Regions from separate parts of the Homo sapiens genome. Here region 1 is linked to region 2. The links are chromatin contacts, found by Hi-C or POLR2A ChIA-PET in ENCODE. All regions are on one chromosome and are shown on one strand. The core of a region is the stretch at or near the end of the contact, and the rest is flanking DNA. Distances in the headings are between cores, read along the strand shown.

The links. A loop is a pair of places that touch in the nucleus more often than their neighbours do. ChIA-PET counts read pairs that join two places held with the same protein, here RNA polymerase II (POLR2A). Pooled maps may share reads with other maps.
Region 1: a pooled map shows a loop between it and region 2 (2.1-fold over the local background). The contact joins two enhancer-like sites. A Hi-C loop is called at or near these places in 1 of 50 pooled maps. POLR2A ChIA-PET finds 5 or more read pairs at or near these places in 3 of 52 experiments (AG04450, H1 and HEK293).

The regions. Positions count from the first base shown.
Region 1 is chr20:58,625,767-58,631,116 of GRCh38, reverse strand. No RefSeq gene overlaps it. Among named protein-coding and RNA genes, the nearest start is that of LINC01711, 6.3 kb to the left of the region's middle. Within about 2 kb of position 3,541, at least 2 of the 41 ENCODE cell types and tissues checked have a DNase peak (open chromatin) inside an H3K27ac peak, as active enhancers do.
Region 2 is chr20:58,398,992-58,404,192 of GRCh38, reverse strand. The region is part of intron 1 of VAPB (VAMP associated protein B and C); the gene reads right to left. Among named protein-coding and RNA genes, the nearest start is that of VAPB, 12 kb to the right of the region's middle. Within about 2 kb of position 1,717, at least 2 of the 41 ENCODE cell types and tissues checked have a DNase peak (open chromatin) inside an H3K27ac peak, as active enhancers do.

The DNA of each region.
Region 1 (5,350 bases), core at 2,292-4,791, 230 kb before region 2:
TCTCACCTTATTCCTTAGCCAGTGAGAGGAGTAGCTGGGACACGAGTGAGTTCCAGCCATGATGGGTACGGTTTGCTCTGAGCTCCCCCAGCCCAGCCCACTCCCCTTTGGAGAGCTCCTTCTCTTCTGGCATTTCTCTGACTACTTTGGGGGAGAGGTTGACAAGGATCTCCACCTACAAATCCTCTATTCTGTGAATACGGTATTTGTATTTGTATTCACACACCGCTCTGGAGACCAAACCAACCAACTTCACCTAGACTCGAAGGATCCTTGACACCGACCAAGGGCCTTTGAAGAAAAGACTTCTCACTGAGGGGATACGTGTCTCCCTTCAGTAGGAAACAGAGCTAGAGTTTCCAGCTTGATTCCAGATGGCTTTGGGGAAATTCACAGGTACCATTTTCAAGTGGCTTCAGCAGCACCAGGCACAGTGTCCCACACATGGAGGGTGCTCACTAGCTATTCTTGTATACCAGATAATAATATGAATAACAAGGTAAACACTAGTGGCTCTTTCTTGGGCCCTTGTGAGGTGCCAGTGTCTGTGCTAAGCATTTTGCATGCTAAACACTTTACCTGTAAAGGCAGGACACAGTCCTACCCTCTGACGGTGATGACCAGACGTGTACGGACCATGGGCACAGGAGACGGACATGGGTGGACATTTGCACAGCCCTCTGGAAGCTCACATCGAGTTAGAAAGACAAGATATTGAAAACTGCACTGCTGATAAGGGTTAAACAGCCGTTTGATACAACAATAGAAGAGATACTCAAGGCAGGGCATGACTAATTGCCTGGCAAATCATAGGGATGATAAATGTTTTAGGAACTCAGAGGAGGAAGCCGTTTCTCCAAGCAGGGCAGAACAGACAGACACCAGGGGGGTCACTGTGCCCTTTCAAAGGGGGCCCATAAGGCTGCTCTCTGAGGAGGTCATTGTCACACAGTGGGGGTTGGAAGGGTGCCCTTTGACCGTTTTTTCTTTTTAAGGACTAGGTCAGTATTCAGTCACCCACTTGCCACAGTCTACCCACACTGGAGTCTTCAGGAAACCAGCTAGTTCAGGGAATTGGAGGAAGAGCGAGAGCATGCTCTTTATTTCCTTTCCCACTGTTTCAACCTCTCCAGGACAAGCCTTCCATCTGCAATCTCCCCTCTAGAAAGTGGCACTGGAATTTGGTGTTCACATCATGTGAGAAAAGGCTGAAGACACTGGCTTGGAGTCCCAAAAGCATCTGGGCCATCTCTCCCTTGGCAGATAGATAGGTCCCACATAATTTTACAAAAACATATCATTTTCATGGTGGTGGTAAGACTGATACGTGTTTGGATTTTGCCCGAAATTTCAAGAGGCTAGAGCTGAGAAGTTCCTTTGAAGCTCTCAGAGCCCTGAATTGTGTTCTGTTTGGGTATCTATTAAGAAAACAGCCATTTCATCACGGCTCGTAAAAATTGGTTCATGGATGCCCAAGGCTTTATCTCATTAAATCCTGTCGCTATCTGTAAATGGTGTTCAGGCTGTTTCTCTGTGAGCAAGGTTATCTGACTGTTTAGAAACTCCAACCCTGGATGGTGAGATGCTGCTATCTGCAGATTTGGGAGAGATGACTGGCATTTCCCAAAATGCAAACAATCTCAAAAAGCTCATAGGCCTGGAAGTGCGGCAATGGGGCAGGGGGCAGCTGCTGCCCAGCCCAGTGGGGGCTGCTCTGGGCTCTGGCTGTCCCCAGCAGTGAGAAAGCAGGTGGCTGATGATAAATCACAGGGCTGTCATCTGCAGAGGCTGGCTGGTGACATCACAGCTGGGAAGGGGGCTTCTGGAGCCAGAAGAGGCCCACAGAGAAGTGTGTTGGTGGCTGAATTAGACATAATGGCTCTACACACACTGTGTCTCTCTTTTCCTCTTTCCCCCTCAAATCTGACTCGAATTTCTCATGAACAAACCAACATCTGCAAAAGCACATCCTTGTCGCCAGGGTTAAGAGCAAGTAAGTGATCCTGGAGCCCCTCCCCGCGCTGTGATGCAGTATTAGAAAGTGGCCACCATGGAATCCTGGCCAGTGCAGTGCTAGGGGGCAGTCAAGGGCCAGGCTTTGGGGTCAGAATTCGGGTCAAGTCCGGCCTATACCACTGGACTTCGGACGAGTTACTCAGCCTCTTTGTCTCAGTTTCTCCACAAGTAAAGTGGGCTTGAGATGAGGACAAAGTCAAACAGTGCATCCCAGGGTCTGGACAGGAGCAGCCATGAGTGGGGTGGTGTCTGCAGGATGAGACCCTCACACTCTGGGAGGCTTCAGCCTTGCTGGGACAGCAGGTACTCTTCGACTGAATCCCCTCTAATTTTTGTCCAAACCATCTAAAGATTTGGGCCATGGTGTTCTTTCCCACAGCCCTCCCAAGGACAGGCAGAGGACAGCTGCTAGAGAAGGGAGTGGCATGGGTCAGCTTGCCTAGAAGTCAGAGGGATGCAGGGGGCAGAGATGGGGAAGGCTGAAGTGCCTATGGGCTTCCTTGGTCTGGCCAGGACCTTGGCTTGGCCCCTGAAAATGGCCCAGCAAGAATTTCCAGGCTGGACACGATGGCAAAGCTGAGAGGTAGCAAGAGCCTGGTGTTTACCGCATAGCCAGGAGCAGCAGTGGGAGGCAAGCGGGGGAGGGGAATGGGGTTGGGGAGTCTGTTGTTCTTTTAAATTAAAAATAAGTTCCACATGTTGATGGTCCCCGAGGAACACGGACTCGGCATTGAAGGCCCTGGCAGCCATGTGAAAGCAGGCCCTTGGGAGGACAGGTCTTAGGGAGAACAAGGCACCAAGTATTTCATCAGTTGTCTGAGTCGTTAGAGGAAAACAATATTCCGTGAGTCCCCTGGCACACAACGCCATCAGGACATGAGGCTGGAAGGAAGTAAGAAGAGAGCCTTCCAGAAACCCTAGACAGGATGCTCCTCAGTGATGAGGTTGGGGAGAGAGAGAGAAGTTCCTAGAAACAGGAGCAATAGTGGCTGCTCCACAGCCCCCAAGGCCCTTTGCCCCACTGGCCACCAGTAATGAGACTGGACCTGGTCTCCACAGACACTTTCAGAGGCTGCCCACCCCTTCTCCCCTCCTGCCAGGATAGAGCCCAAACCCCTCATCTGGCCCCCAAAGCCCTTCAATAGGGAAGCAAAAACCACAGTGAGAGGAGCATGGTTCCAGAGCTGACATGCCCAGTAGGACGCCGGCTCCAGGGGCTGCTGGGTGGCCGCTTTCCCTTCAGGGGATCCACTTCTTCAGCCATGTGGGCATCATGGTGGTGAATCCTTCCCATTGAGTCCTTGTCATGAGCACTGAGTGGCAGGACACCCACGGCTTGTAGAATGCTGCCTGGCACATATAAGTCATATAAGTGCTCATTAGCACACAGTAAGTGCTCATTAGCAAAAGCTTCTAGGATTAGCTTTCTAGGCTTTTCTGCACGCCCAGCGATGTCGCATGCACAGGTTGCCTCTGTTGGCAAGTTCATAAAGATATCACAAACCACATTCTGAGGATACGCCAGGCAGGGGACAAACACACAACAAACGTCATCTTATGCCATTCCTTTGCAAGGTAGGTCCCCTTTCACTTGCCAGAAAACAGGGTCCAGAAGTGGAAGCGGCTTGAGCAAGGCCACATGGCCAGAAAGCTGTGAAACCAAGATCTGAACCCAAGACTAAATCTTCTTATCCACTTCCCTTTTTCACCTCCTCCTCAAATGACTTTCTCTGCCCCGTCACCACTGCCATACCCATGAGCACCTCCCCCACTCAATTGTCCTGGCCCACTCCAAGGCCAACCCCACCTGGAGCCATCTTGGTTCACTCAACTGGAACTGGGTGTCATTCTTCAGCTCCTCCACTGGCTTTGCCCTCCTCCATCTTGCACTACAGTCTCCTGGAGCTGTGTCTGGCTTCCTTCCAAGAAAAGGACCCCCTGGCAGGTAGCTGGCACCCAACCCATAGTGTTTAGTGGAATTAGGAATCACATGAGTCTCATGGTCTCAGAGGGCCGCACTCTGCTGTTGTCCATGGGTGCCACAGACTCTTCCAGAAGAGCCACTTCCACAGATGCAACAGGCCTTTTGAAGGAGCCCAGTTCTCAGCATGAGCCAGGATGGTCAAGGTGAGAAACCTATGAGCCCACACTTCTCATTTCCTTAGAATTTCTTGGACTCTGTGAAGAGGAAGGAAAGGAAGAAAAAGAGAGGCAAGGAGGAGAAGAAAGAACAAAAGAAAGAGAAAGAAGATGAGGGAGAGCAGACACAAGGGCAAAGACACAGCAGGAGGGAGTGAGAACAAGAGAGTCAAGAGGAAAAGACACAGCGAGAGAGACAAAGCAGCCTCCGACTGCGGACGCGCCAGCAGCTCATGCACCCCCAAGAAACCCGGACCTAACACCAAGCTTCGGTCAGCCTTGAGCTGGGAGCCTGGGGGGCTCTGGCTTGGCTACAGAGGAGAAAATCACCCCAAGTTCTCAGTCAAGGGGGGTACCAAGCCAAGGGGAGCGTGCATGGCAGGGAGGCTCAAGCCAACGTGTGGCCTCCTCACGCAGCACTGCAAGGACGCATGGAGCATTGATTCCCAGCATGGCATTCCCAATCAGAAATAGCCAATACCCAAACCTCTTAAAGCTCCTGCCTCTAATAGCAGCATTTCTTCCACTGTCATCAGTGGTAACACACTGATCTATAAAAGGTTTTAAAAGTGCTACAAATAGCTCCTCCAGTCCCCTGAAGTCAAGCTTATTGGGGGAAATGGCTGACTTGATTGCTCCCTGCACAGTGGCATCTGGATGTGATGAACAGAGTGAGCTCATCTCAGGACTTTTAGGGCAGCCTGGGTACTTCCGGAGTTGGGTGGAGAGCCCCCTGGGCTAGCGGCTGCCTGGCCACTGTCCCTCTGCCCTTCACTTCCTTCCTCTCTGGGGTGGGACAAGGGCGAGGCAAGCAAGGTATCATATTTAAGGTGGCACTCACTCACAAGGGGTGCTGGCACAGGGTTGGACTCTGAAGGTGAGCGCCCCCTTAAATTAGTACCCTGGGCATCTCACTTGAGTGGGAGAGAAGGAACACAGGGCTCTGCCCACATGGCCTCACTTTCCTCATCCATAAAATGGGATCACCTATCCCCATCTTGGCAGCTATTTATTGACCTCGTACATTGCACCAGATACTGTTCCAGGTGCTGGGTTTCCAGAGACAGGAAGTACATCTGCACTCAGAGCTCACAGTCCGGTGGAGCAGGCAGAGGGAGGGAGGGACCCCAGCCAAGCACCACTGTGTTGCATGTGAACTCCAGTTTAATAGGTCCAATGACTGCCAGGTGGCCAG
Region 2 (5,201 bases), core at 468-2,967:
AATGTTTTTAAACCAAGAAATGATATCAAATTTCAATTTTTAGAAAAATATCTCTGGAAACTGTATAAAGTATAGTCCAAAGGGTGAGAGAAGCAGGCAGAAAAAATAGAGACAGAAAGTTGAGTCACGGTGCTACTACAATAGTCTGGAAGGGAAAGGACCTATACTTAGGATACGATAGAATACTAAGAAGCAAAAGGGCATAGGAGATGCTGCTGATTTAAATGGACTGAGTAGATGTGAAAGGTTACGGAAAATGGGGAGTGAAAGACAAGTTTAGGATTTCCAGCTTGCCAACTTGGTGCAAGGGCCATTCCCAAGATCCAGAAGCCACAGTCAGTGGGGATGAGAAGGTAAACGGTAAATACAGTGTGGAACATGCTGAGTTTGAGGTGTTCTCATGACAACCAGATAGACAGGGATGTCCAGCAGGCTGACAGATCAAAAGATTTGCTTGGAGATAGAGATTTGGAAGTTTTCTGTGCAGAAGTGGAAGATGAAGGCATTATTAATGAGACAACATACAGAGAATTGTTAAATTGAGAAGACTGAAGCCAGAACCTGAGAAACCTCAACATCCAGTAAAAGAGATGATAAAGAGGTGGACAGTTCATCAGAAAAGTCAAAGACAAGTATCACAGAGAGAAACCTGGGGGAACTAAGAAGGGTTTGAGTGAAGGGGTGAGGTCTGATGAAAGAAGAGTAAAGATACCAGAAACTGAGATTCACCGCTTCCCCAAAATTAGCTGTGATAGAAGACTGGGCATTTGCTTAAGCGGGGAAGATCTAGAAAACAAGATTTCTTTTTAGGAAGGGGCAACTTAAGCATGTTTGTAGGCACAAGGAAGGAATCAAGTACAAGAGAAAAGTGAGACAGCAGTAATAGGCTAACGATGCAAAATACTGTTAAGTGATGGGAAAGGAATGGGGTAAAAGAACACACACCTAAGAGGTAGTCCTGACTCTCTGAAATAGAAGAGGAGGAGAAGTAAAAACATAAGTTTCCACAAGAGAGAAAAGCAACCAGCATTTAGTGGAAAATCTTCAAATATTTTCTGAGCAAAATGCACTGTGTCTACATCGATCGGCTGTACATAACGGGCCCTGCCGACAGGCTTCATTACTCTTCACCACTGAAAGTCTTCTTTCTTCCCCCCTCTCTCCTTTCTCAGCTTTGTTTTTGTTTTTGAGATACAGTCTTGCTCTGTCACCCAGAGTGGAGTGCAGTGGCATAATTTTGACTCACTGCAGCTTCCACCTCCTGAGTTCAAGTGATTCTCATGCCTCAGCCTCCCGAGTAGCTGGGATTATGGGCATGCACCACCACACCAGGTTAATTTCTGTATTTTTAGTAGAGATGGGGTTTCGCCATATTGCCCAGGCTCATCTCAAATTCCTGGCCTCAACTGATTCGCTTGCCTCGGAGTCCCAAAATCCTTGGATTACAGGTGTGAGCCATTGCGCCTGGCATCTTTCTCAGCTTTCTCCTAAACACCAACCCTTCCTCGCCTATGCCTTAGACCCAGAGACCATGAACTCCCTGAGAAACTGCCATGCACCATGCACTGTGCTGTGCTAGGCACTGGGATGTGGGGAGAAGAGACACAATCTAAAAAAAAAAAAAAAAAAAGGGTGGGGGGGCTTGCTGACTAACAGCGAAAGGGAGTCACGTATCACGTTGCCAATGACAACATGCTGTGACATGTGTGGGAGCCAGAGGAACAGATACAATGTGAGTGAAGAATGTCAGGACAGTTACCTTGAAGAAGTGAAGCCTGTGCTGAGCCTCAAAGGTAAGCAGGGGGACGCAGTGAAACAAACAAGAGGAAAAGGAATCAACTAATTTTTAGTGGTGGAAACAGCTAAAAACTGTTACTTTATGACTACATACAGGGTAAGTCATGATACATAGTATGCCAAAGCCCCATGGCCAAGGAGAACTAAAAGGCTGAAACACAAGCATGAGGAAAGACGATGCTGGAAAGATGGGCAGGGCAATGTGGGGGGAGTGCAACAAGTATCGATAATTTTCCAGGTTTTGTTAAAGAATTTAAACTTTATTTTTGGCAACAGGAAGACATTTAATGATTGTAAGCAAGCAAGAGATATGCTCAGATTTGCATCTTTGCAAACCATCTTTGAAAACCACATCAGGGTGGAAAGAAAGAGAAGACTCGGACAAGAAGACCAGTTAAGAGGCTATTACAGTTGCGGGAGAAAATGGGGCAGCCATAGAGGGAATGGGGAAGAAGGGACAGAACTGAGTCATAGACTCTCTGAGTTGGTCAAATGCATGAATGTAGGTACCATCCAATGAGACAGTAAGAAGGGGAGGTTTGGAGGAAAAAATGAAAAGGTGGTATAGAGTTCAGCTTGGGTCATGCTGCATTTAACGTATTGCAGCCTTTTATATGGGCTTGGGTCAGGCCTGGGTTCATACATAAGTGACGTTAGAAGCGAAGGGTACTGGTAAAAGAGTTCCGCAAAGGGGAGAAGGGAAGACACAGAGAGAGCAAATCTGAGAGAAACAGGGAAAGGAGAAGAGGGGGAGAAGGTGAACCTGTAACCCTGAGCATTACCAACCGGACTGCATGATGAGTGGGCAAAACTGGCCACATGGGCGGAAGAAAAGCAGAGAGAGCAATGAGAGAGGTCAAGAGAAGAGTGTCAATGAGCAGGATGACAACAGGGGTCAAATGGTAGTGAAGACTGAACATGCAATGGGAGATGTAGTGATGAAGCAATGATTGAGCTCCCGGGCAGTGACTAGAAGTGAAGAACAGAAAGAAAAAAGACAGGAAACTATGTTTTCCAGAAGCTTACCATGATAAGAAGGAAAGTGAAAGGAGTAGCTAGACAGGGTAAAAAGGACTGACAACACAGTTTTTCTTCTTTAAAGGTGGAAGGGACAATACTCAAATGTTTAATGAAAATGACTAATGGCCAAGCACTATTCTCAGTGAGTGCTAGGTATGTAAAGAAAGAAAAAGAAACAATCTTGCTTTGGAAGAGAAAGGCAACAAAAGCATTCATTTTAAAAATAATAATAAATAAAAAGATACAAATGAGCCGACCAAGTGGTCTCTGGATTTCTCTAGATGACTGCTCATGCTTCTTCCACCTTTTCTCTGAGCGAGGTTAGAGGTGAACTATGCACTAAGATGGGATCCTCCTGCCCGCAAATTACATGAAAAGTTTTGATTGTGTGCATCTGCACATTCTCTCAAGAGTAAGCCATGGCTCTCCTTCATCCAATTAGTAAAGCACTGCCTGACTTTACAAAGGTCAGAAGCACAAATTTAGATTTTCAGAGGAGTCCATCAGGATATATTTACATGCCAACAAATCAATTCAACCAACAGATTGAGAATTCAAATAAGCCTCCACAAGGACAAACCTCTGGTTTTTCAGCAAATTTCTCTTTTTATTCTTGTGTATGCTTCTGTTTCAAATGATCATAGCAAACACTGAAAAGATGACCAAATCCAGGGTTGTATCCTTCTTTGGGGTACTCGGAAAAGAAAACAAGAAGAAGAAGAGAATGTAGTCTATGTAGTCTACTCAGAAATACTAAAACAAAAACCTATAGGAGCTTACATTCTAGCAGTGAAAGCCAAGCAATAAATAAGTAAATGAAGCACATAAAGAATAAAACAAAACGTGAAAGTGACATACAATTCGTACAATAAGAGGTGATATAGAAAAAACTGGATCAGAGTCCAAGAATACTCAGGAAAGGTTAATACAAGTAGTGAGCTTTCAAACAGTAACAAGAGGTTTCATTAATTAAATATTCAGGAGCCCATAGGAACAAAGTACCAGTAGGTGCTGTGGGAAATACAAGCTGGTTCCTGTCCTCAAGGGGCTTTCTATCTCTCTTCTTCAGCTAAAATAAACTTAAGTTCTCAAGCTTAGAGCTGGAAGGACCACCTAGAGGTACTGAGTTCAAGCCTCCTTACATCGCAGAGGAGGAAACCAAAGCTAAGGAGGTTAGCCCAAGTGCCTCTAGGTGACAGCAATGCTAGGAACCACAGATTCGCTTTGTAATGCAAAGCACACAGGCTTGGGAGGCTGTAAGACCCGGGTACAAATTCACATTCTGTAAAGTCTTCGCAAAGGCCTTCTGCAAAGGCCTCTCATCTCTAAAATGGAGATGGCCATAACACTGATTTCTCGAGTACGTACCTTTCCATTTCTTCCATTTTTCTACTATATTGTAAATGCTGAGTGATGGAACTAAAAGACTAAAATAGTACCCAGTTAACCCAGAAATGCATAGTTTGCACGACAGGTATTGAGGACATGAAAGACTTGGAGCAGAGAGTGGGGTGGTGGAAGGGAAGGTACAGTTGATAGTATTAGCACAGAATTTTCAACACTAATAAACAAATAGCTCACAATAAGAAGTGATCAAGTTAGGACAGAAGTTCTTAGGGGGAAACACAGAATTCATAGAAGGATTTTTTTTTTTTTTTTTTTGAGACGGTCTCACTCTCAGCCCAGGCTGGAGTGCAGAGGCACAATCTCAGCTAGCTGCAACCTCTGCCCTCCTGGGTTCAAGCGATTCCTGCCCCTCAGCCTCCGGATTAGCTGGGATTACAGGCATACACCACCAAGCCTGGTTAACTTTTGTATTTTTAGTAAAGAGGGGTTTCACCATGTTGACCAGGCTGGTGTCAAACTCCTGAGCTCAAGCGATCCACCCACCCCAGCCTCCCAAAGCTGGAATTACAGGCGTGAGCCACCATGGCTGGCAAAGATTAAAAGTCAGTCACAGTCATTCTAATGTCCCAGAGCAACTGCACTTTATGTAAGAGGTGCCAACGAGACAATTACAAGACTACAATTATAATAAGGCACTTTTTCTTTCTTTTTCTCTCTTTTTTTTTTTTGAGACGGAGTTTTGCTCTTGTTGCCCAGGCTGGAGTACAATGGCACGATCTCGGCTCACTGCAACCTCCACCTCCCCAGCTGAAGCGGTTCTCCTGCCTCAGCCTCCCCAGTACCTGGATTACAGGCATGCACCACCACGCCCGGCTAACTTTTGTATTTTTAGTAGAGATGGGGTTTCACTATGTTGGTCACGCTGGTCTCGAACTCCTGACCTCAGGTGATCCACCCACCTCAGACTCCCAAAGTGCTGGGATTACAGGTGTGAGCCACTGTGCCCAGCCTTTTCCTTTATTTTTCTATCCCATTTC